Regions from separate parts of the Homo sapiens genome. Here region 1 is linked to region 2. Evidence: read pairs that join two places in POLR2A ChIA-PET (ENCODE). Cell type or tissue: MCF 10A. All regions are shown on one strand. Links, peaks and the distances in the headings refer to the core of each region. The heading gives the core; the rest is flanking DNA. Region 1 overlaps ACSL3 (acyl-CoA synthetase long chain family member 3). Region 2 has its middle 47 kb from the start of ACSL3.

Region 1 (10,760 bases), core at 1,955-9,954, 71 kb after region 2:
CCCATGCCTCCCTGTTAGGCAGGAGTGAAGGAGGAATAAGAGCCTGGAGGGATTTATTCAGCTTTGTCTGTGGGTAATTATACTCATCCTGCATCTTGAAAGATGAGTTTATTTTGACAGTCCTCTTAGCTGCTTCTGTCTCTCTCCAATTCCATACCCCATTCCAAGTTTTGGACAGAAGAGTATGATTGGACCAGCACATTCATGTTTTTGATACAGGCTTCACTGGTCACAGGTCTGCTGGATACCTGTGGATGCACACATTTGCCGTAGTCTGCGGTGTTGGAGATGGGGACAGAACAGTATCACATATGTGAAACAGAGCCAGTGCTTCCCTTCCCAACAGTCGTAGGCCAGGCAATGTGGACTGTGGGTTGACATCACTGGAGACTGTTTCAGAATCAGAATAAAGACCAATAATAAACCTTTTTTTTTTTTTTCTATTTATGGAATATGGGAGCTGTGGAAGAGAGGTATTACTAGGCTGGTTGTTTGCTTCAGGGATCTGCTTCTCATCTTTCCAGGACTTAATTCAGCTACTACCTCTGTTAAAATTTTTCTTTGATGCTGTGCAACTTACTGAATAAGATTTTACCTGCTGATCTGTGATGTCACTATTGCCATATACAAAAGTCCCATGACTATTTCTGGTTTTAAAATTCTGTATTAACAATTCGTGTTTTGATATGGAATAGGGCAAATATGCATTAAATATGCTGTTTCTCAAAGTTTTTTCTTCTAGATAAATGTTAGAATTAATATATCACATAAGCATACAAAACAAACACGTAAGAAAAATCCTAGTAGGATTTTCATTGGGATTGCATTTGGTTTATGGGTTAATTTTGGCAGAATTACATTTATCCTTTCTACTCAGGAGCAAGTCTGTCTTTTCATATATTCAGGGTTTTTTTGTGTGTGTCTATCAGTAGCATTTTACATACACAGACACCCATATGTAAATATGAATGTTATATTACATGAAGTATTTTAAACTTGCGTTTGCTATTGTGACTATATTTCCGTTTCAATTTCTAACTGGTGATTAATAATATATAAAAAAACTGTCAATTTTTGGCCGGGCGCGGTGGCTCATGCCTGTAATCCCAGCACTTTGGGAGGCCAAGGTGGGCGGATCACGAGATCAGGAGATCAAGACCATCCTGGCTAACACGGTGAAACCCTGTCTCTACTAAAAATAAAAAAAAAATTAGCCAGGCGTGGTGGTGGGTGCCTGGAGTCCCAGCTACTCAGGAGGCTGAGACAGGAGAATGGCGTGAACCCGGGAGGCGGAGCTTACAGTGAGCAGAGTTCACGCCACTGCACTCCAGCCTGGGTGACAGAGCGAGACTCTGTCTCCCAAAAAAAAAAAAAACAAAAAAAAACCTGTCTATTTTTATTATTTACTTGGTATCGAAGTATTTTTGTGAATTCTCCCTCTGGTTGGATATTTTTCAAATGATTCCTTCAGATTTTCTTGTCAGGCAGGCACTTATCTGCACACAATAATGATTCTGTCTTTTTCAGTATTCATAACTGTCGTTTATTTTTTCATTGCATTGGCTAAAGTGCAGTGCTGTTCAGAAGACATGCCTTGAGAGCCGTAAATGTAAGCCATATATGTAGTTTTACATTTCTAGTAGGCAATTGATTTCATTACATTGTTTAATGTAATATATTCAAAATCTTATTTCAGTGTATATGTTCAATATAAAATTTATTAATTAACTATTTTATGTTCTTTTTTTACTACTAGGTCTTTGGAATCCCATGTGTATTTTACACTTAGATCACATCTCAGTTTGGACTAGCCACGTTTCAGGTGTGCAGTGGCACTTGCGGTTACCGCATTGGACAGCATAGAGTTAGAGCCTTCTTGATATATAATAATTATGATCATAGTTGGCCTTGTTGTCCCTTACTTGGTTGGAATTTGCTTTTCAGTATGATGTTTAATGTTGATTTCTAATAAATATACTGTTTTTAAGTTTAAGCAATTTTGTTTCTGAATAAGATGTTCCTTTAAAACTTAGTAATTGATATTCACTCCCCGCCCCACCCCTGAGATGGAGTTTCACTCTTGTCGCCCAGGCTGGAGTGCAATGGTGCGATCTTGGTTTACTGCAACCTCCGCTTCCCGGGTTCAAGCGATTCTCCTGCCTCACCCTCCTAAGTAGCTGGGATTACAGGCATGCGCCACCACCCCTAGCTAATTTTGTATTTTTAGTAGAGATGGGGTTTCACCATGTTGGCTAGGCTGGTCATGAACTGACGTCAGGTGGTCCACCTGCCCAAAGTGCTGGGATTATAGGTGTGAGCCATTGCGCCCGGCCTCACTTTTCTTAAATACTTAAGAAAATGTATGGTGATGCTCACACCTTTCCCCTCCTACTTATGCCTGTTAAATATAGAGGATGGTAGTAATAAAGAATTCTCATGGTGAAGCATCTTTTCACTCAGAGTAAACAAACCATGCTTGGTTATGGTGTATCATTCTTTTAACTCAACTGGATTAGATGTGCTGACATTTTAGGATTTTTTCCCTCATATTCTTTAAAGAGATTGTCCTATGTGGTATGTCACGTTTTGGAATCAGCATTATATCAGCTCTTGTAAACTAGGTAACAAAACTTCAGATCATTCTGGCTTAACAAAATTGTTTTAAAACTTAAAGGAATATATGCACATGATTGAGGACTTTTTAAAGTAATTTCTTAGCAAAATGTATTTGTGGAATGTAAATTTTCTAAGTCCTTGAAAGTCTGAAAATTTCTTTATTCTACTTGCAATTGATTGGGAAATTAGCTGAGAGTAGAATTCTAGGTTAAAACTTTCCCTTAAAACTTTTAAGGCCTTGTTCATAGTTGCCTACCTTCCTGTGTTTCTGAGACATCTGATGCCATTATGATTCTTACTTCTTTATAACAGCGATCTCCAAGCTTTTTGGCACTAGGGACCCAGTTTCGTGGAAGACAGTTTTTCCATGGACAGGGGTCGAGGAGGCAGTGGGGTGGGGGATAGTTTTGGGATGAAACTGCTCCACCTCAGATCATCAGGCATTAGATTCTCATAAGGAGCGGACAATCTAGAACCCTTGCATGCCGAATTCCTGCTCCTGTGAGAATCTGATGCAGCTGCTGTTCTGACAGGAGGCAGAGCTCAGGCGGTAATACTTGCTCACCTGCTGTTGCCTACCTGCTGTCAGGTCTGTGGCCTGGGGGTTGAGAATTCCTGCCTTACAGGAAGGGTGACCATATATCCTGATTTGTCTGGAATACCTCCAGATCACTGTTTTTTTTTTTTTTTTTTTGAAGACAGATTCTCGCTCTGTCGCCCAGGCTGGCTGGAGTGCAGTGGCATGATCTTGGCTTACTGCAAGCTCTGCCTCCTGGCTTCAAGTGATTCCGCTGCCTCAGCCTCCTGAGTAGCTGGGATTACAGGCAGATGCCACCATGCCTGGCTAATTTTTGGTATTTTTAGTAGCAATGGGGTTTCGCTGTGTTAGCCAGGATGGGCTCGAATCTCCTGACCTTGTGATCTGCCTGCCTTGGCTTTCCAAAGTGCTGGGATTACAGGCATGAGCCACCACACCTGGCCCAAATCACACTTTTTAATAGTACCTCCTTTTATTCTGATATGTATCCTTCTTTGTTGATCAGTTATAGAATCACCTTATTTGTAGGTGGTTTGCTTTCTGTTTTTTTTTTTTTTCTTTTTTTCTTTTTTTGAGACAAAGTTTTGCTCTTGTTGCCCAGGCTGGAGTATAGTGGCAGGATCTTGGCTCACTGCAACCTCCCCCTCCCGGGTTCAAGCGATTCTACTGTGTCAGTCAGCCTCTCTAGTAGCTGGGATTACAGGCATGCGCCACTATGCCTGGCTAATTTTGTATTTTTAGTAGAGATGGGTTTCTCCTTATTGGTCATGCTGGTCTCGAACTCCCGACCTCAGGTGATCTGCCTGCCTCGGCCTCCCAAAGTGCTGAGATTACAGGCGTGAGCCACCATGCCCAGCCAGCCTTTTGTTTTTTTAGGAAGATTTGAGGATATTCTTATACTCTGAGCTTTGAGAATTTACGTGGCTCTGTCTAGAAGTCAGTTATTTTTTCCCTCATTCATCTGCCCAGTCCTTTCAAACTGAAGACTAGTATTTATCAGCTCTGGGATATTATATTGCAGTGTGCTTTAGGAATTTCTGCTTGCAAAATGCTTCAGGAATTTTTGCCTCTTTGTTCTTTTTTTCTATTTCTGGAACTCCTTGTAATGGAACTTGAATCTCTTGGATTAATTTAACACCTTATTTTTTAAAATGAGAATTAAATTTTCTATATTCTACCCCTTGCTTTTGCTCTTCTTTATCTGGAAAAGAGTCTCCACCTCATTTTCTGACACTTGTATTGACTCCTTAATTTCAGCTGCTATTAATTTCAAAGAACTTTTTCTTATTTTTATTCCTTCTGTTAATATATAGCATTGCATTCTTGTTTCATAGATGGCAATAGCCTCTCTTATGCCTTTGAGAATATTACATAGACATATTTTAAAATTTCCCACATTTCCTACATTGTCTGTTTCCACTGAGGCACTTTTTGTCTGCTGTTTGTCTCTTTCTTTGATAGTGATGGTTTTTCACAAATATCTGGTGATTAAGAACTTTATCTTCTGTCTGGATTTTGAATTTTTAAATGGTTTTCCTGTTTCTAGTTTCTTTTTCCACAAATAAATTCTCAACATTTGGCACCAGGTTTAATATTATGAAACAGATCCGAGTATGTCATCCCCCTGCTAATAAAAGTTAGAAGACTTTTAAGAGATCTGGATAATGTTTCAACCACTTAGGGCAGCAAACATTCACAGTGGCAGTGAGGCATTTGTCTTCTAGGGCCACTGCAACAAATCACCACAGACTGGGAGGCTTAGAACAACAGAAATTTATTCTATTAATGTTAATAGAGACCAGAAGTTCAAATCAGTGTTACTGGGTTGAAATCAAAGTATCAGCAGAGCTTTGAAGGCTCCAGGGAAGAACCTGTTCCTTGCCTCTTTCAGTTCTAGTGGCTGCTGGCATTCCCTATTATCAGTCCAATCTTTCAGGCCAGCATCTTCAAATCTCTCTGCTCCATCTTCACGTCACCATCTCCTTCATGTGTGTCCAATCTCCTTCTGCCTCTCTATTTATAAGGACATTTGTGAGGGCATTTAGGGACCACTGGGTAATCTAGGGTCTTTTTCCAAATAAGGTAACATTTGTAGATCCTAGGGATTAGGGCCTGATAACCTTGAGGTCCTTTATTCAGCTTACTACAACTACTTAGAGTCTTCTGAAATTTCTCTTTTCTTGTACAGTTCCCTTCGCGTTTACAAATAATTGTTATTATTGCCTGCAGTTATTGTCTGCTTGAACAAAAATACATGCATCAACTCAGTTTATAGTGATTTCCTTGACCTTGTCTTCTCCACCCTAGACAAAAGGCTGCAATTGCCTGTTTTCCTAATGCAGCTGATGCACTTCTCATAGTTTTTGCCACGTTAAAGTGATTTGTCAGGCTCTACCACTGACTAGGAATTTTCTTTTTTTTCAGTACTATGGTGTCATTCTTAGAATGCAAAGTGTCGGGTCTGGAGCTGAGTAAGGCATTTAATAAATATTTGTTGAAGAGATTTTTAACATTTATTGAGGGCCAATTACATACCTAGTAGGACCTGTCACCTTGGGCCATTTAATAAAGTAGGGTAAAGTAAGCATGGCACATAAGTTTCCCCAGGGCATATTTGTCAAAAGGGATTGCTGGGTCATAGGAGTCTACATTTTCAGCTTTTGCTAGATGCTGCCAAATTGCTCTCTTAACTGGCTGTACTTCCGTAAGAGTGCCAAGATCTATCTTGTTTGCCATATCTTTGCCAACACTTGTGAATTTTTTTCATTAAAAAAATTTTAATGTAGGAAATGATACTGTTTTAATTTGTATTTCCTTGATAATTAATGAGGTTAACCATTTTTAATAGGTAATAAACAATGTGGAATTTTCTGTTAATATACATAGCCTGCTTTCTCCTGTTGCTCTTTTTTATTTATAGAAATTCTACAACTATGGATATGAATTATATATAGCACTGTTCTCTTTTACATGTGAGGAAACTGGCACAAGAAATTATTAATAACAAGAAGATTTCTAAGTTATTTCCCCCCTGGATGAATAGATGCATGACCTTGTCTGGAGTCATAGCTAATAAGAAACAGCAGGGATTTTGAACCCAGTAGTATCTGAGTTTAAGGTCTGTCCTTTTTTTTTTGAGACAGAGTCTCGCTCTGTCACCCAGGCTGGAGTGCAGTGGCATGATCTCGGCTTAACGCAACCTCTGCCTCCTGGGTTCAAGTGATTCTCCTGCCTCAGCCTCCAGAGTAGCTGGGACTATATGTGCACGCCACCACACCTGGCTAATTTTTGTAATTTTAGTGGAGTTGGGGTTTCATCTTGTTGGTCAGGCTGGTCTTGAACTCCTGACCTCAGGTGATCCACCCGTGTCAGCCTCCCAAAGTGTTGGGATTACAGGCGTGAGCCACCATGCCTGACTTTAAAAAAAAAAGTTTATTTATTATTTTACTTTAAGTTCTGGGATACATGTGCAGAACGTGCAGGTTTACATGTATACGTAGGTACACACGTGGCATGTTGGTTTGCTGCACCTTTCAACCCATCATCATCTAAGTTTTAAGCCCCACATGCATTAGGTATTTGTCCTAATGTTCTCCCTCCCCTTACCCCACCCACCTACAGGCCCAAGTGTATGATGTTCCCCTCCCTATATCCATGTGTTCTCATTCTTCAACTCCCACTTATGAGTGAGAGAACGTGTGGTGTTTCTTTTCTGTTCCTGTGTTAGTTTGCTGAGAATGGTGGCTTCCAGCTTCATCCATGTCCCTGCGAAGGACATGAACTCATTCTTTTTTATGGCTGCAAGGTCTGTCCGTTTTTACAAAAATTAATAACAAATTAAAAGTTAATGAAGCAGTGGTATGTTGAATTAAGTGATTCAAAAAAACTTAGCTTTTAGCTCTACTTGTTAATATATTCTTAAAAATAACTATATAATGACTGCTAACCTGTTTGCTTCGCAGGTGATAGAGAAAATCATTGAAAAAATTTGAAAGTGTTTTTTAAAAACAATGTATTAATATCACCACATATACATCTTAATACTTATTCTTTATCATCATCATGAGTAAATGAACGCAGCCTTTATAGTATACTTTTTGAGTTTTGGAAATACCTTATTTTTTATAATAGAGTTTATTTTTTAGAGCAGTTTTAGGTGTACAGCAAAATTGAGAGGAAGGTGCAGAGATTTCTCATATACCCCTTCCCCTACACAGGCATAGCCTCCCTCTTTATCAACATCCCCCTACCTCCCCAGAGTGCTACATTGGTTATAACTGATGAACCTACATTGACACATCGTTATCACCCAGAGTCCATAGTTTACATTAGGGTTCACTCTTAGTACTGTACCCTCCGCAGGTTTTAACAAATATATGATGACATGTATCTACCGTTATAATACATACAGAATAGCTTTATTGCCCTAAAAGTCCTTTTGTGCTCTGCCTATTCATCCTCCTCTGTGCTCTAACCTCTGGCAACCATGGATCCTTTTACCATCTCCATAGCTTTGCCTTTTCCAATATGTCATATAGTTGGAATCATACAGTACATAGCATTTTCAGACTGTCTCCTTTCACTTTGTAATATGCATTTAAGTTTCCTTCATGTCTTGTCATGGCTTGATGGCTCATTTCTTTTCAACACTGACTCATTTTCCATTGTCTGGATGTACCACAGTTTATATATCCATTACTTTGTTGAAAGATATGTTGATTGCTTCCAGCTTTTGGCAATTATGAATCAAACTGCTATGGACATGCATGTACAGGTGTTTTTGTAGACATATTTTCAACTCTTTTGGGTAAATACCAAGCACTGTGGTTGCTGGATCATATATTTGGAGTATGTTTAGTTTTATATGACACTGTCAAACTTCCGTAGTGGCTGTACCATTTTGCATTCCCACCAGCAATGAATGAGAGTTGCTCCACATCCTTGCAAGCATTGGGTGGTGTTAGTGTTTTGGGTTTTGGGCATTCTTACTGGTGTGTAGTGTGTGTACTATATGTTTTTGAAGAAAAGTTACATGATAAAAATTTTGTTTGCTAGCGTGATAGGTTGGTGTTTCCAGAAAAACTCACCGGAAACTTTTCATGTGAGGTTTAGAAGTAAAATAGTTCCAGGAAAAAGTTGGCATTCGGCTCTGATTAACTAGAATATGAGTAGTAATGCTTGTCTTTTTTATGTTTGTTTTGACAGGTTTTGACACAAGGGCGCATATCTTCAAAGCACCTAGTACCTCCTACCATTGTCAACTGGTAAAATATTTAATTTTTTATTACAATAGATTTCTTTTATTTGTTATAAAATAAATATTAAGTTAAAACCAATTATGGCTAAATTGACCAAAAAATTGTAATTCTCATTTTATGATTATATATGGAAGATAGTTTTATATTTACTTTAATTCTGTATAAATCAATTGGGACATTAAACCATGTCATTGAGCAGTATTGTCTATCTTCCTTTCCTTAACTTGAATTTCACTAAGTATCTGCAAGGGATTTGAACTCAGTGGCCTCTTTATTTTGGATAGTTTAGCATGAATTAGACCATTTTAATATGTGATGGTCATTTAAAATTTGTATGAATGTTACTGTAAATTTCTAACTGGACATTTTAGTAGAGATTGTAGTTTCAAGGGCTTTTTGTCAACCCATAGAAGGTTCTGCATGGTTATTACAGTTGTCATGGGGCATAAGAAATATAGCACAATTTTATTCTTTCTGTGTCATCTGAAGTGAATTAGAGTTTATGAAATTTTAGGGCAAAAATTTAAGGACGAAGGTTTTTAGCGTTCTGTGAAATGAAAAAATTGAGTAGGACTGCTGTAGGGAATAGTCTATGTTGGTAAAGTGCTTTGATGATGACGTAAAGGCAGTAAGCATTTTATCCATTAGAATCATGATAGTTGACATCCTTCTTTTCAGAATCTCATTTCGAAGTCTTTTTTCATATCAGTTGAATTTATTAATCTTAACATTTTTAACTGATTTTAAAAGGAAATCACACAAGTAATATGTTTATTATTAAAAACTGTAAGCAATGTAGGAGCATCTAAGTAAACAGGAAACTCCTATGTTACCCTGGTTCTTTTGCTAGGGATTATCCCTTATTTTCATAGAGTGTATCTTTCCAGACGCTTTGTTTGCGACGCTTTGTTTGCGTATCCAAGATTGCCATCTTTTAATGAAGTAGATGTGATGGAAAAAGGAATATACTTTGTCCACTTTAATAGTACGCCTCACTTTGTTTTAGACATGTCTGTGCCTGCGTCTCTTTGAGGGATATACGTGATCAAATTAAGAGTGCTTTTGAAGTGACTAGGTAAACCCATTGTAACACAGTACTCCTCTACAAATTTCTTTTAGTAGTTAATGGGTTATGGGAACTCCAAACTTTGAATTCTTAGCTAAGAATGCATCAAGAGAGTTTAGCAGATTTACAATAAAATTGAAATTGCAAAGATAATTATGACATATTAAATGATAGATTTTAAATAGGTAGACATTTATAGAAATGACTGTAATTACTGTTGAGGATCAGCTAGGTTTGTGTAGGTGAAGAAGTGGTTTTGGAGCTTCAGTGCATTTATGTGTGCTCAGTAGGGTACTTAGGATATTTGAGGAGGGAAAAGGCCGTCAGAAACTGATGTGGGAGGGTGGTGCACAGGAAGAAGTACTATGGTACAGTGACAAAGATAACTTTGTCATAATTTTGCCTAAAAAGAGAAATAAGACTCGTAGTCATGTTATATAGGTTAACTGTGCGATGAAGTAAAGGGAATGTCATGAACTACTTGGGAAACCCAGTGTCTTGAATCCCGAAACTTAGAACTCAACCTTTTCACGTTTGGGAATTGCTTATGTTCAGAAGTCCCATGATTTAAGAGATAATGTAAAAATGGAAGTTAATTCACATTTGTACGTGTCCTTTGTGTGATTGTCGGATTGAAACATTTTAAACTTCTTAAGAAATGTAGCGAAGCAAATTTGGATTTGTATGTGAAAGTGACCTAGATGAGAAGTATGGAAGGAGACGGAGACAGCAGCAAGTTTGCTCCTCCCTTGGTTTCAGAGGAAAATGGTTTTTAAGAGCTGGGCCAGATGTTTCTCATAGCTACTTAAGGTGGATTCCTTTTTTCTGTGTCTTCTGTTTTTAAGTGTAATCTGGTTTTTGAGCACTTGCAGAAAAGCTGCAGAGGCCAGGGAATGACACAGCAGAGAATGGAGGTGAGAGGGAAGACAACTGGTGATCTTAGTTGCTTTGATTTTGAAATATGTTGTTCAGGAATAGCTTTTCTTAGTGGTAAAATAATTGGGAATTTGTAGGAAGAAGAAAATATGTTGTAAAGAATTTAAAGATAAAAAAGCAAGTAATATTTGAATACAACACAAGACTATTGACTAAAGGAAGTAATCGGATGTTTAAACCTTATTTTTAGCTACTTAACCTTTACATAGTACAAATGAAGACAATATGTTAATTGTGATGCAGGTTATTTATTCTGTATATTTCCACAACATACTTTTAAGTTCTAATTATATGTTATTTTCCTTTTCTTAACTTTGTTTTTTTAGCTGGTCCATGCAGACTACAG
Region 2 (10,760 bases), core at 1,612-9,611:
ACCCAGGAGGCAGAAGTTGCAGTGAGCTGAGATGGTGCCACTGCACCCCAGCCTGGGCGACAAAGCAAGACTCCATCTCAAACAGACAAACAAAAAACAACAGAGATCCCAAGGAAAGAGGTTGGCAGATGACAAGCTGAAGGGAATCATGCTTAACTAATAGCTAACACAAATGGTGTGGGTAAAAATTTAATTTAACTAATTAGTTTATTTATTTTTTTGATACAGAGTCTCACTCTATCACCCAGGCTGGAGTGCAGTGGCGCGATCTCAGCTCACTGCAACCTCCACCTTCTGGGCTCAAGCGATTCTCCTGCCTCAGCCTCCCGTGTATCTGGGACCATAGGCATGTGCCACCACACCAGGCCAATTTCTGTATTTTTAGTAGAGATGGGGTTTCACCAAGTTGGCCAGGCTGGTCTCGAACTCCTGACCTCAGGTGATCCACCTGCCTCAGCCTCCCAAAGCGCTGGAATTACAGGCATGAGCCACCATGCCCAGCCTTGAAATTTTAATTTTAAACAAGTTTACCAACTGGAAGTGCTTATGAACATATGAAATATGTATTATCATCTTGATAAATATACTCACAGATCCAGTAATATATATATCATCAAGTCATTTAAATTTCTGTATTATGAGAATTTTTTTGCTTGTAAGTGAAAGAAATTCAATCAAACCAGCTTAAGCCACTAAAAAAGGGCAGGCAATATGGCAACTTTCTGAAATTTCCACTTGAAATTGCTGTGAAACTGAACCTGTTCTAAAAAATAAAGTTTATTTATGCAAGAAAGATGCCAAGGCTGGAAAAAAAAAATAAAGTCTACTTTAAAAAGGGGGTGACAGGCAGATCTGGGGGTAACTGACAGTGTGGATGGAATATTTTTGCCACCCAGATTCATTATTTAGAACAATCCAGATAAGGACTGCTCCTAAAACTATCCAAATGCATGAGATTTTGGTTGGACCTTCGTGATTTTTATCACAGATTAATTACGAGGATAATGCTTTATATATTCTTTTGTGGGGAAAAAAGATCTGTTATTGTACTGCTATGAGAGAATCACTAAAAAGTTCTTATATGAGTAAGGCAGTTAATCCTGATCCTAAAGATGAACATTCGGTAGTGGCATTTGTAAGAATATCCTTAGAAGGAAACTGAGTGTGGAACGTGGCAAAATTGATGATGGTAACCCTGGTGGAAACCAGTCTATTTTGACTTCTCTGTCAATTCATAGGCTTTGGAAAATATTTAGTACCCCCCAGGTACATTTTAAGGCATTTGAGAAGAGTCTTGAAGACTGCCAGATTCTCAGGCTGTTGGAATTTCATGAGCAAGAAGGAAAAATAAGTGAAAACAAAATGATATAAACTCTGGACCATGAAACAAGGATTTGGTTTTGTGGGACATTCAAATAAATATACAGGCAAACTATTTTTGCTGACATGTATAAAGTAAGCCTTCCTTTTAAGCCATTAGACAGAAGCAGATGTCAAAGATGAAATCAAAGAAGGTAGAATCTTGGGTTAGCTGAGCTCAGAGGGACCCCAGAAATCATCTCTCCAGCCTTGTCATCTTACAGTTAGAGACACCGGAGCCTAGAGAACCCAAGTGACTGGCCCAGCTGAGGCTCTTTCTTCCGTGCCACACTTCTCTTGAAATAAAACACACTGAAAGAGCGAGCAATTCCTAGAAACTCCTCCATGACTAGAGGGAAAAACAGAAGGAAGGGAAGGAGGAAAAGGAGATCCTTGCTCAAGGAGGGAGTTCCTCTTCCAGTGGCTCAGCCCAAAGTCCCTTTAATAAATTGTTCTTAAACTTCAGGCAGACATGTCTGTTCATCCCATCAGTTACTCCCAATTATTCATCATTAGTAACCAACGTTCTGTACCCAGTTAAAAATGAGACGGACTTGAATGGATAAAATGTGGTACATCTAGACAATGGCTTATTGTTTAGCACTAAAAAGAAATGAGCTATCAAGCCATGAAAAGACATGGAGAAAACCTCAATGGATATTATTAAGTGAAAGAAGACAACCAGGAAAGGCTACGTACTGACTTTCCGGAAAAGCCAAAATTATGGAGACAGTTAAAAGTATCGGTGGTTTCCAGGGGTTGGGGGAAGGCAAAGATGAATAGGCCTAGCACAGAGCGTTTTTAGGACATTGAAAATCCTTTGCATGATACTCTAATGATGGATACGTGTAATTATATACTTATCCAAACTCACAGACTATACAACACCAAGAGTGAACCCTAGTGTAAACTGTGGACTTTGGTGATAATGATGTGTCAATGTAGGTTCAGCAATTCTACTAATCGTTCCACTCTAGTGGGGACATCGACAATGGGAAGGCCGTGCATGTGTGGGTGAAGGGGGCATATGGAAAGTCTCTGTCCTTTCTCTTAACTTTGCTGAGAACCTAAAACTGCTCTTAAAAAAAGTCTTAAAGAAAGAATAAGACTATGAAAAAAATCAAGATTTTAAAAAATGAAGTGAGTTTCAGGATAGAATGCAAGGAAATGTTAGAAACGCACCTTATATATGCATATTAAAAGGAGTTAATTGGCTTTTAAAATATTAATCTTAATAAACTTATTGTCTTACTAAAAAGTTTATGAGACTATATAAGTACTAATCTAATAAACAATGCTCTATGACCTGAATATCCCAAATATTAGTTAGTAGGAGGATAGATGCCTGCAAGCATGAAAGAAAGATTTAGTTTTGGATTTTCTGTCAATTTCTCGAGTAACTTTGGGAATGTCACTGTACTTTAGTTGTAGCTTCTCAACCCATAAAAAAGGGTAATAAAATTACCCACTGAGGGAACCTCAAAGAAGTGTTCTTACGATTAATGAGTTGATGATGCTGACTTGGCTTACACACCTGAGATGAAAGGCTGTGTATAAAAATGTAATGCCATTGTTGTTATAATTCCTGTTATTGTTCATACACAAGCAAATATAGGTGCACACGTTAGTCACAGCTAAAGATTAGGCCACCCAAGAAAAAGAATGAGTGCCTTTATGAATTGTGATTTCATTTGCACTATTACGTTTTCAGCATTATTTTAGTTAGATATACACCCTAACTTGAGTTATTGTTATAACAAAATGATTTCAAAACCTGACTTCCTGGTAGGAGATGAGGAATATGTGGAATGTTCCAGTAGCCAGCACTGGGACCTTCATAGTGCCTCTTGGATCTCAGTTTCCAAGTCAGTAAAATCCAGTTGTAGGATTAGGTGATCTCTGACTTTTCTATTAGCGCTGAGAGTTTACAATTCTCTATCACTCCAGCAACCCTGAGGGCCAATCCTGCAGCTGATGAAAAATAGAAGCCCTAGGATGAGTACAGTGGCTCATGCCTGTAATCCCAGCACTTTGGGAGGCAGAAGTGGGCAGATTGCTTGAGCTCAGGAGTTTGAGACCAGCCTGGGTATCATGGTGAAACCCCATCTCTACAAAAAATATAAAGTTAGCCGGGCATGGTGGCATGCGCCTGTGGTCCCAGCTCCTTGGGAGGCTGAGGTGGAGGATTGCTTGAGCCCAAGAAGTTGAGGCTGCAGTGAGCCTTGATAGTGCCACTGCACTCCAGTCTGGGTGACAGAGTGAGAGCTTGTCTCAAAAAAAAAGAAAGAAAAGAGAGAGAGAAGGAAGGAAAGAATAAAGAAAGAAAGAGAGAGAGAAGGAAGGAAAGAATAAAGAAAGAGAGAGAGAAAGAAAGAAAGAAGGAAAGAAAGAAAGAAAGAGCAAGAAAGAAAAGAGAGAGAGAAAGAAAGAAAGGAAGGAAGGAAGAAAAAGAGAGAAAGGAAGGAAAAGAAAAGAGAAGTTGGGGAAGGTTGGTTTTAAAACTGAGCAGTACAGTGATGTTTTAATACAGCTGTGCTGTAATCTTCGTTCTGTTACTTTATATTACTTGTAGTCAGACTTCCTCATCTGCAAATGGAGCTCAGAGCTCAGTGACCCTTCAGAGGGTCATTGGGAGGATTACATGAAAGGCTTAGATAGTACCCGGCACATAGGAAATGCTCAACCAATGTCAGATTTTACCAGGCTCTGGAAGGACCTACGTAGCGTCAACTTCACTTGCTCTGGCACCTGTACAACATTCACCAAACACTCACAATGCTCCTAGCAGAGTGCCTCCCACCCAGTAAATGCTCAAGCTAAAGACAATTTTTTTCAAGAAAAGTTTGAATTGCTTATTAATTCAAATCATTGTGGGCTGCAAAGAGCCTGAAAAGTGTCCCCCCAAACTATGCAGAATGGCTTTTGCATGTGCTCATAGCTGAACCTGGTTCTGACCGTTCATTCATCCATTAATTCATTCACCCAAGCACTCATTTATTTATCACTTATTTATCTGGGTCCCTGTGATGCACTTTGTGTAGCGCTGAATGCCAAGAAACAATTTTGAACTGGACAAAATCCCTCAGGGATCTTGCATTCTAATGACATCTAAACTGCTTCTTCCATCTTCTCCGTCTCTGAATTCTCTTTGCTTGTTTCCTGTTGCAGCCAGGGACCTTTGAGGTGACAAAGCTCCCCAAATCGGTATTCATTTGGAAAGCGGAGAAGGCGCCTGTCCTTCTCTGTCGCACTGGCTTTGTATCTGTGACAGTATGCACTGTGCTTAATCATGACAGGTACCAACTATGTTTTTGGGTTTTCTTTGCCGGGCACTACACTAAATGCCTTGTTTTGTATTATCTCCTTTCATCCAACCCAGTGGGGTAAGTAGTAGGTATAATTATCAGCTCTTTTTGGCAGATGTGGAAACTGAGGCATAGGACGTTTAAAGCAACTTGCCCAAGTTACAGGGCCAGTAAATGTTTGAGCTGAGATGTGGAGGCTTCAAGTCAGAATTGCCTAGCTCTGTGTTTTCCCTATGTCTCACAAAGGTTTTAGTGAAATACTTGTTTTGGTTTCCACTTAGAGGCCCTCTTTGCCCCAGTCTTTCCTCCCCATCCCTTTAAGACTGACAGTCTCCATTGAGATGGTGCCAGACATAGATAAGAATGAAAGACTCGGTGCTATTCTAGGGACCGCTCCTCTCCTCCTCTCCAGGGCCTAAGACTTTTGTCCTGGGTCAAGCCTCTTGAGCATGGCTCTCTCTCCCTTGAGAAAAGGTTTTTCACCACGAAGTTCTCCAGCCCTTAATGCAAATTGACATGTGGCAGGCAGCTCCAGATCTGAGTATCTCTTCTGCCCTATATTGCAGAATTAGACAACATACCCACGTTGACCTTTTCTGCATGATCTGTTCTGGATATGACTAATATATGCAGTTGCTGAGACAAACAAATGATTCTGTTCACCCTCCCAAACCTAGGTGCCAAAGTAGCAGATTGCTAGTGGGCAGGGTGTGTCATCTCATTTACCCGCTCTTCCTAGAAGCACATACATATAGCGTTGCAGAGAGTTGCTTACAGAGTGGGAGAGGAAAATTGTTCTTATGTTAAGGAACAGGCTTAATAGTGCTTAGGCCAGCTCACTGCCTTGACATTGGGAGAGGGAGCCAGAGATCAGCTTCCTCATATCATCAATGAACACTGTTACAGTATATGATCTTTGCAAATTTATGTTTTGGTCAGCTAGGGCTGCTGGAACAAAATACCATAGACCGAGTGGCTTAAAGAACAGAAATCTATTTCTCACAGTTCTGAGGCTGGAAGTCTGAGATCAGGGTGCCAGTCTGAGATCAGGGTGCCAGCATGGTTGGGTTCTGGTGAGAGCTCTCCTTCTGGCTTGCAGATGGCTGCCTTCTCAATGTCTTTACATGGTAGTGACAGAACAAGTCCCCATCTCTTCCGCTTCTAATAAAGGCACTAATCCCATCAGAGGGGTCCCACTCCCATGACCTTATCTAAACCAAATCATCTCCCAAAGGCTCCACTTTCAAATTCCATCATATTGGGGGTTAGGGCTTCAACATATGAATATTGAGGGGACATAAATATTCAGTCCACACAATTTATAAAAGACCAGTCATAACTAAAGTCTTTTTCTGAGACTAAGTCTCGCTCTGTTGCCCAGGCTGGAGTGCAGTGGTCAGATCTCAGCTCACTGCCACCTCCACCTCCCAGGTTCAAGCAATTCTTGTGCTTCAGCCTCCCAGATAGCTGGGATTACAGGTGTGTACCACCACACCCAGCTAATTTTTTTGTATTTTTAGTAGAGATGGGGTTTCACCATTTTGGCCAGGCTGGTCTCCAACTCCTGACCTCAAGTGATCCACCCAATTCGGCCTCCCAAAGTTCTGGGATTACAGGCATGAGCCACCATGCCTGGCCACCAATTATAACTAAAGTTTAATAGGCATAAAAAGTGAAATCATAGTATCTATCCAACAAGAGGAAAGGGAGATGGGGAGATCATAGTAGAATGCACCAGAGGTGTCTGAATATGGGTTCCAGGTACCTAGGGACTAACTGAGAGAAACCAGGGAATGAGAACTCAATCCATTTATGAGGAAATGAATATTTTGGAGGGCATGGGCAAGTGCCTTTCTAATAAGATTTCTTAGTACCACACTTTTCAAACTGGGGGCCATATCCATCTGGGAGTAGGAGGAGCCTTTCCTCCACAATAAAACAATTAAACAATATATACACCAGAATCTATGGTAAAGTAAGCGTTGTTCTATGAAACCTTTGCTTATACACATATTTGTGTATGTGTGCACTGGGTTGCACACATCTTTTTTGTGTGGGTTTTGGTCAAAATGTTTGAAAGTCACTGCCAATCTCTTCAATAATAACTCAGAATTTTAAAAAGTTTCTATTATATAATTATTCTCTTCCAAAAATAAACATGGGCACCGTTTCACTGCTGTGGCCATTTTCTTCTTCCTCTTTTAAAATCTTTTCCAGTTCTAACAAATAAAATTTGATGATGTTCAATAGTAGGTTAAGGGACTTAAGTCTCCTTCCATGAGATAATGATGACTTTTGAAAGCTCATTGTTAAAAGAAATCTATAAAATTTAACTAAAGAAAATACGTAAGGTTGGGCATGGCTGCTCACACCTGTAACCCCAGCACTTTGGGAGGCCAAGGAGGGCAGATCACCTGAGGTCAGGAGTTCGAGACCAGCCTGGCCAACATGGTGAAACCCCTTCTCCACTAAAACTACAAAAATTATCTGGCTGTGGTAGAACATGCCTGTAATCCCAGCTACTTGGGATGCCAAGGCACGAGAATTGCTTGAACCTGGGAGGCAGAGGTTGCAGTGAGTTTAGGTCGTGCCATTGCACTCCAACCTGGGCAATACAGTGAGACTCTGCCTCCAAAAAAAAAAAAGAAAGGCTCTCCCTCTGCCTCTGCCTCTGCCTCTGCCTCTGCCTCTGCCTCTGCCTCTGCCTCTGCCTCTCCCCACGGTCTCCCTCTCATGCGGAGCCGAAGCTGGACTGTACTGCCGGATGGGCCGGTCTCCAGCCCCTAACCGCGAGTGATCCGCCAACCTCGGCCTCCCGAGGTGCCGGGATTGCAGACGGAGTCTCGTTCACTCAGTGCTCAATGGTGCCCAGGCTGGAGTGCAGTGGCGTGATCTCGGCTCACTACAACCTACACCTCCCAGCCGCCTGCCTTGGCCTCCAAAGTGCCAAGATTGCAGCCTCTGCCCGGCCGCCACCCCGTCTGGGAAGTGAGGAGTGTCTCTGCCTGGCCGCCCATCGTCTGGGATGTGAGGAGCCCCTCTGCCTGGCTGCCCAGTCTGGAAAGTGAGGAGCGTCTCCGCCCGGCCGCCATCCCATCTAGGAAGTGAGGAGCGCCTCTTCCCAGCCGCCATCACATCTAGGAAGTGAGGAGCATCTCTGCCCGGCCGCCCATCCTCTGAGATGTGGGGAGCGCCTCTGCCCCGCCGCCCCATCTGGGATGTGAGGAGCGCCTCTGCCCGGCCGAGACCCTGTCTGGGAGGTGAGGAGCGTCTCTGCCCGGCCGCCCCGTCTGAGAAGCGAGGAGACCCTCTGCCCGGCAACCACCCCGTCTGAGAAGTGAGGAGCCCCTCCGCCCGGCAGCTGCCCCGTCTGAGAAGTGAGGAGCCTCTCCGCCCGGCAGCCACCCCATCTGGGAAGTGAGGAGCGTCTCCGCCCGGCAGCCACCCCGTCCGGGAGGGAGGTGGGGGGGGGTCAGCCCCCCGCCCGGCCAGCCGCCCCGTCCGGGAGGGAGGTGGGGGGGTCAGCCCCCCGCCTGGCCAGCCGCCCCGTCCGGGAGGGAGGTGGGGGGGTGAGCCCTCCGCCCGGCCAGCCGCCCCGTCTGGGAGGTGAGGGGCGCCTCTGCCCGGCCGCCCCTACTGGGAAGTGAGGAGCCCCTCTGCCCGGCCAGCCGCCCTGTCCGGGAGGGAGGTGGGGGGATCGGCCCCCCGCCCGGCCAGCCGCCCCGTCCGGGAGGGAGGTGGGGGGGTCGGCCCCCTGCCCGGCCAGCCGCCCGGTCCGGGAGGGAGGTGGGGATGTCGGCCCCCCGCCCGGCCAGCCGCCCCGTCCGGGAGGTGAGGGGCGCCTCTGCCCGGCTGCCCCTACTGGGAAGTGAGGAGCCCCTCTGCCCGGCCAGCCGCCCCGTCCGGGAGGGAGGTTGGGGGGTCAGCCCCCCGCCCGGCCAGCCGCCCCGTCCGGGAGGGAGGTGGGGGGGGGTCAGCCCCCCTGCCCGGCCAGCCGCCCCGTCCGGGAGGTGAGGGGCGCCTCTGCCCGGCCGCCCCTACTGGGAAGTGAGGAGCCCCTCTGCCCGGCCACCACCCCGTCTGGGAGGTGTGCCCAACAGCTCATTGAGAACGGGCCAGGATGACAATGGCGGCTTTGTGGAATAGAAAGGCGGGAAAGGTGGGGAAAAGATTGAGAAATCGGATGGTTGCCGTGTCTGTGTAGAAAGAAGTAGACATGGGAGACTTTTCATTTTGTTCTGCACTAAGAAAAATTCCTCTCTCTTGGGATCCTGTTGATCTGTGACCTTACCCCCAACCCTGTGCTCTCTGAAACATGTGCTGTGTCCACTCAGGATTAAATGGATTAAGGGCGGTGCAAAAAAAAAAAAAAAAAAAAAAAAGAAAGAAAAAAAGAAAATATGTAAATAAAGAGAGATAATGTACCATATCCTTGAATGCAAAGACTCAATAGCATTTAAAGTCTTTTGCAATATTGGATTCTCATTTCCTCACAGGTAAACTTGCTTTTTAGTTTTGTCCATTTGGCTGTTTAATCCTTCTACTGACATTTGTCTATTATATTTAAAACTTTCAAGATATTAGTTATTTCATGTCTATGATATCCTCTCAAATTTTCTGAGGATATTAATTTTTGTCATAACATCTTTTGCCTGTCTAATTAGCTATATTCTCTCAGGCATTTATTCTTCTGTTTATTGAATTCGGTGCCATTTTATGATAGTGTTTCTCCCTAAATATTTAGTGATACTTGTTTTCCTCTTGATCTTTGTACTGAAAGTTTCTGGCCACCTGCCAGTTATACCTAGCGTTCTGGGAGCAGGTGGGGTGGACAGGAGAACTGTGTTGACAGGAGGAGGCGACCTTTAGCTTCTCCTTAAGTGTGGAAGCTACCAGTGCCCATAGGGATGTGTAATTTTCCACATCTTGTCTCTATAGCACCAGTGCCCACAACCAAGGCCTTAACTGTGAGCTAATCCCTGAGCTTTCCAAATTTCTCCTACATCTTTCCTTGTGTATTCTGCTCCTCAACCATTGCTTCTCAGTTGGATGTGTTCCTAGGACTGCTCTCAACATTAAACCTTGTTTTCTTCTGGTTATTAATCCATAGTGCTAGCCCTTAGGGATCTCTGTTAGTAATCCTTTAACTTTTTTGGTCCATTGAAAACACTCTTATTTCCAAGTCTAATATGAAATTTATTCCGGCTTAATGTTTGTTCCAGCTCCAAAACCACAAATTATGACATCATGTATATATCTCCTGATCTAACATTTTAACTGTATCTTTGATGTTTAATATTCATCTTTCTTTCTTTTTTTTTTTTTTTTTGAGATGGAGTCTCACTGTCTCCCAGGTTGGAGTACAGTGGCGAGATTTTGGCTCACTGTAAGCTCTGCCTCCCTGATTCACGCTATTCTCCTGCCTCAGCCTCCCGAGTAGCTGGGACTACAGGCGCCTGCCACCATGCCCAGCTAATTTTTTGTATTTTTAGTAGAGACAGGGTTTCACCGTGTTAGCTAGGATGGTCTCAATCTCCTGACCTCGTGATCCACCCGCTTCGGCCTCCCAAAGTGCTGGGATTACAGGCGTGAGCCACTGCGTCCAGCCCATCTTTCGTATCTTAAATCAGTACCTTCCCTAAAATGGATAAATAGTATTTTCACTATCTGTCCTCTCTTTTTAGCAAAGCAATATCCTCTGAAAAAGTAAGAAGGAAAGATCTCAAGTGTATAGAATTATCCTTCTCATGTCAAATTACTTGTATTATTAATATAGGCTGGGTCGGCTGGGCGCGGTGGCTAAAGCCTGTAATCCCAGCACTTTCAGAGGCCAAGGCAGGCAGATCATGAGGTCAGGAGTTTGAGACCAGCCTGGCCAACATAGTGAAACCCTGTCTCTACTAAAAATACAAAAATTAGCTGGGTGTGGTGGCATGCACCTGTAATCCCAGCTATTTAGGAGGCTGAGGTGGGAGAATTGCTTGAACCCAGGAGGCGGAGGTTGCGGTGAGCCGAGACCATGCTATTGCACTCCAGCCTGGGTGACAGAGTGAGACTCCGTCTAAAAACAAATTTTTATATATATATATATATATA

Evidence for each region. ChIA-PET counts read pairs that join two places held together with the same protein. Peaks named below come from ENCODE experiments on the same cell type or tissue, not always from the same donor. Only the 100,000 strongest peaks of a DNase experiment are listed, where the experiment ranks them.
Region 1: POLR2A ChIA-PET joins it to region 2 with 9 read pairs; 4 of 35 experiments call an interaction of 5 or more read pairs at or near these places.

What each region holds. Positions count from the first base shown.
Region 1 is chr2:222,879,471-222,890,230 of GRCh38, forward strand. It overlaps ACSL3 (acyl-CoA synthetase long chain family member 3), which reads left to right. Exons shown (of 17, transcript NM_004457.5): 2 at 8,360-8,418. Among named protein-coding and RNA genes, the nearest start is that of ACSL3, 24 kb to the left of the region's middle. In MCF 10A, for the core only: no CTCF peak of the experiment used is centred there; no DNase peak of the experiment used is centred there.
Region 2 is chr2:222,808,338-222,819,097 of GRCh38, forward strand. No RefSeq gene overlaps it. Among named protein-coding and RNA genes, the nearest start is that of ACSL3, 47 kb to the right of the region's middle. RefSeq lists a silencer at 9,373-9,667. In MCF 10A, for the core only: no CTCF peak of the experiment used is centred there; a DNase peak (open chromatin) is centred at 5,324.